Linked DNA regions of Homo sapiens: region 2 is linked to region 1. The links are chromatin loops, found by intact Hi-C in ENCODE. Cell type or tissue: Caco-2. All regions are shown on one strand.

Evidence for each region. Hi-C counts contacts between places; a loop is a spot of excess contacts. Peaks named below come from ENCODE experiments on the same cell type or tissue, not always from the same donor. Only the 100,000 strongest peaks of a DNase experiment are listed, where the experiment ranks them.
Region 2: it touches region 1 in a loop (14-fold over the local background); 11 of 110 quality-filtered maps call a loop at or near these places.

Annotation. Positions count from the first base shown.
Region 1 is chr13:24,955,789-24,958,288 of GRCh38, forward strand. It overlaps the pseudogene TPTE2P1. Among named protein-coding and RNA genes, the nearest start is that of CPAP, 34 kb to the left of the region's middle. RefSeq lists an enhancer at 1,269-1,848. In Caco-2, no CTCF peak of the experiment used is centred here; a DNase peak (open chromatin) is centred at 1,303.
Region 2 is chr13:24,869,110-24,871,609 of GRCh38, forward strand. It overlaps RNF17 (ring finger protein 17), which reads left to right. Exons shown (of 36, transcript NM_031277.3): 32 at 1,462-1,630. Among named protein-coding and RNA genes, the nearest start is that of CPAP, 53 kb to the right of the region's middle. In Caco-2, no CTCF peak of the experiment used is centred here; a DNase peak (open chromatin) is centred at 1,462.

The DNA of each region.
Region 1 (2,500 bases):
ATTTGATTTTCATGTGTTAGGGCCTTTTTTGAGAATATATTAAGAAGCTCAATTTTAAAGCTAGCATTGACATTCAAAAAGCAATGCGTAACTCATCATGGTTTTTTATTTTCTAAATTTAAAAATAACAACGGGGGTCTGTAACACTTGGGGGTTGGGCCTGCATGCCCCTCCCAAGGGAGAGGGAGGGTGGGGTCCCCCTGCTCATCATGTTTTATCAGAACTCTTGTGTTTGTCAATGGGATCTTTGAACTTGACCAATGCAGGCTGCTGGATGGAGTGACCAAAGATAGCTCAAGATACTATTTCTTTGACTCACTCTCATATAAATAAAGGCACCCACAGTAAGAAAGGTCTATGCTAGGCCCTGTGGAAAACACAAAAGGAGGTGCAGACTCAGTTGGCCCCTTTTGGGAGCTGTACACATAAGAAACAATAGTAGAATGGTACATAACTTAATCTGTATGATAAAGACTGGGTGTGCTGTTATGCACTATTAGGGGCTAGTTAACAGAAGGTACAGAATGCAAAAATTTCATTAAGGAGGTAGAAATTGAATTGGGCATGAAGCAGTTTAGATAAACGAAGAAGAGCTCTGAAAATAGACTCTAGTCCAAACGGAGGGAAAAAGACCAGCAATAATGCAAAGTAGAAATTAGAAAAATGGGCCAGGAATGGTGGCTCATGCCTGTAATCCTAGCACTTTGTGAGGCTGAGGTGGGCAGATCACCTGAGGTCGGGAGTTTGAGACCAGCCTTGAAGGGGTGGCCTGCCCCTCCACACCTGTGGGTGTTTCTCCTTGGGTGGGATGAGAGACTGAGAAAAGAAAGAGACATAGAGACAAAGTATAGAGAAAGAAAAGTGGGCCCAGGGGACCAGCGCTCAGCAAAGGGAGGACTCACGCTGGCACCAGTTTCTGAGTTCCCTCAGTATTTATTGATCATTATCTCTACCATCTCAGAGAGGGGGATGTGGCAGGACAATAGGGTAATAGTGGGGAGAGGGTCAGCAGGAAAACATGTGAACAAATGTCTCTGTATCATAAACAAGGTTAAGAAAAAGGTGTTGTGCTTTGATGTGCACATACACAAACATCTTGGTGCATTAAAGAGCAGTATTGCCACCAGCATGTCTCACCTCCAGCCCTAAGGCAGTTTTCTCCTATCTCAGTAGATGGAATATACGATCGGGTTTTACACTGAGACATTCCATTGCCCAGGGAGGAGCAGGAGACAGATGCCTTCCTCTTATCTCAACTGCAAAGAGGCCTTCCTCTTTCACTAATCCTCCTCAGCACAGACCATTTATGGGTGTCGGGCTGCAGGACGATCAGATCTTTCCCTTCCCAGGAAGCCATATTTCAGACTATCACCTGGGGAGAAACCTTGGACAATACCTGGCTTTCCTAGGCAGAGGTTCCTGCAGCCTTCCTCAGTGTTTTGTGTCCCTGGGTACTTGAGATTAGGGAGTGGTGATGACTTTTAACAAGTATGCTGCCTTCAAGCATTTGTTTAACAAAGCACATCCTGCATAGCCCTAAATCCATTAAACCTTGAGTCAACACAGCACATGTTTCTGCCAGCACAGCATCTCAAGGCAGAAGAATTTTTCTTAGTACAGAACAAAATGGAGTCTCTTATGTCTACTTCTTTCTATGTAGAAACAGTAACAGTCTGATCTCTCTTTCTTTTGCCCACAAGCCTGACCAACACGGAGAAACCCCATCTCCACTAAAAATACAAAATTAGCCAGGCGTGGTAGTGTATGCCTGTAATCCCAGCTACTTGGGAGGCTGAGGCAGGAGAATCGCTTGCACCCAGGAGGCAGAGGTTGTGGTGAGCCGAGATTGTGCCAATGCACTCCAGCCTGGGCAACAAGAGCAAAACTCTGTCTCAAAAAACAAAAAGAAAAGAAAAAAAATTGGAAAAACAACAACAAACAATATCAGGCAGTGTGGCTCATGTTTATAATCCCAGCACATTGCGAGGCTGAGGTGGACAGGTTGCTTGAGCCCAGGAGTCTGAGACCAGCCTGGGCAACATAGCAAGTCCCAGCCTCTTCAAAACATAAAAAAAAATTGGGGGATTGCTTGAGCTCAAGAGGTTGAGGCTACAGTGAGCCATGATCATGCCACTGCGCTACAGCCTGGGTGACAGAATAAGACCCTGGCTCAAGAAAAAAAAAAAAAAAGTAAAGGAAGAAAGGAAGGAAAGAAAGAAATAAGTTATTTGGTTAGTTATAACCAAATAACTAAATTAGAGTTGTGTTCCAAGAGCCAAAAGGGATGACCCAGTTTATTTGGAATGAAGTCTGCTGGTCAAGCTACTGATGGAAAAAAGCTCAGGTATTACATTAGGGCTATTATATCTTCAGAGCTCGAGCCAAAGAAATAAGAAAGAAGTTGTTGAAAAATATGGTGGGGCATTTCCTATGTGAAAAAGAGGCCTGATAATTATCACATATAACACTTATTTAGTGATTTATAGTTCACAAAGAAACT
Region 2 (2,500 bases), 87 kb before region 1:
ATAGCTCCATGTTGTTCATTGAGGTATCCCCAGAACCTAGAATAGTGCCTGTTAAATACTAGGCACCCGGTGAATATTGATTGAATGTGTGAATAAAGGCACTAAAAGTTCAATTACATGTCCTTGGCTAACAAAGAGAGGAAGAAATAAGTAGCTTCAGCAGCTCCTTCAGCCTTTTACACAGTAAGCCATTCTCTCACAGGCAGGGGAAGGATTTGCTTTCTAATTTCATCAGAGAGCAGAGTAAGTAGCATGTTATGCTCTATATAGTTGCTAAACAACTATTGCTGGTTTTGGTAATTTTGCTTATTTATTGCTGTATCACAATTTACCCCTAAACTTAGCAGCTTAATACAAACACACATGAGGGTCAGGAATCTGGGAGCTGCTGAGTTAAGCACTCTAGCTCAGGCTCTCAGGAGGTTGCAATCATGATGTTGGCAGGGGCTGCAGAAACCACTTTCGAAAAGACTCACTCACATGGCACCACCTGGAAGGCTGTGTTTCCTGCCCGTGGCCTCTCCAGTTGTCTGCTTGCAGCATGGCTATGGCTTCCTGGCGCATGAAATCCCTGGCAGAGTTCTACCAAGACAGAAGCTACATGTCCTTGTAAGCCAGTCTCAGGAGTCACACACTGTCACTGCAGTTGTGGTTTTTTGTTTGTTTGTTTTTTGAGATAGGGGTCACGTTTTGTCATCCAGGCTGGAGAGTGCAGTGACATAAACATAGCTCACTGAAGCCTTAACTTCCCAGGCTCAACCATTCCTCCTGCCTCAGGCTCCCGAGCAGCTGGGCCCACAGGCATGTACTACCATGCCCAGCTAATTTTTTTTTTTTTTTTTTTTTTTTTGAGACGGAGTCTCGCTCTGTCGCCCAGGCTGGAGTGCAGTGGTGCAATCTCAGCTCACTGCAAGCTCCACTTCCCGGGTTCACACCATTCTCCCACCTCAGCCTCCAGAGTAGCTGGGACTACAGGCGGCTGCCACCACACGCGGCTAATTTTTGTTTTTGTATTTTTACTAGAGACGAGGTTTCACCGTGTTAGCCAGGATGGTCTCGATCTCCTGACCTTGTGAGTCACCCTGCCGCGGCCTCCAAAAGTGCTGGGATTACAGGTGTGAGCCACCGCGCCCGGCCTAATTTTTTTGATTTTTAGTAGAGATGAGGTCTAACTGTGTTGCTCAGGCTGGTCTTGAACTCATGAACTCAAGCGATCCTCCCACCTCAGCCTTCCAAAGTGCTGGGATTATAGGCATGAGCCTCCATGCCCAGCCTAATCATGTTCTCTTGATCACAAGATAAGTGTGGTAGGATGTGGGAAGGAATAGGAGGTGAATATCAGGAGGTGTAGGGGTCTCTGGGAGCATCGCTGGAGGCTGTCTGCTACAGTAATTTTGTCCACATACGTGAATTCTTGACATTCCAGAATCTGAAAGTTTTCCTTTCATTCTCCCCACTTAGGTGTATATTTGCCTTGATTCTATAGAAACTTCTAACCAGTCTAACCAGCATAGTGACACAGATGATAGTGGAGTCAGCGGGGAATCAGAATCCGAGAGCCTTGATGAAGCACTGCAGAGGGTTAATAAGAAGGTAGAGGCGCTTCCTCCTCTGACGGATTTTAGAACAGGTATACTTACTATATTTGAATGAAACAGGATACTTAATAAAACTTGGATTTTGTTTCAATGGGCTGATGACCTTGGGCTATCTCTAATGCTGATATTTTCCTCATATTCACTTTACATGCATGATTTCCTGTAATCCTCAAGATACCCAGAAGATGACTTCTTTCTCATTTTCTAGATAAGGAAGGTGAACTAAGAGACGCTAAGTAAACTCCCTTGGAGAACACTTTCACGTTCCACAAATAAGACAGCGTTGGAAAATTGCATAAAGATTATTTTCTAAGTTTGAGGTTATCAGTAGCTGAAATTGCAAGAGTTGTCATTCAGACCTTAATGGTCATCATTTAAATTACAAGCCACCTACAATTATAATCTTGAGGTGGAGGCTCAAAGTATGACCTGTTCTGTCAAGACAGGTCAGATTTCTACTCTTTTATCTTTTCAGTCCATTCTTCCCATCTTTATTAAATATGTGTGATTCTCCTCTGAGGAAAATGTATCTAGTTATTGCGGTATGTAATGCATAGAGATGTATTTATTCTTGATATTTTAGCAAAGGAAAAACACACATCAGCTTAATGTCTTACCTGTAGTCAGTGTTTTGTTTGTTTGTTTTTTGAGACAGAGTCTCGTTTTGTCGCCCAAGCTGGAGTGCAGTGACGTGATCTCGGCTCACTGCAACCTCCTGCTCCCAGGTTTAAGCGATTCTCCTGCCTCAGCCTCCCAAGTAGTTGGGATTACAGGTGCGTGCCACCACACCCAGCCAATTTTTGTATTTTTAGTAGAGATGGGGTTTCCCCATGTTAGCCAGGCTGGTGTCAAGCTCCTGACCTCAAGTGAACCGCCCACCTTGACCAAAATGCTGGGCTTAT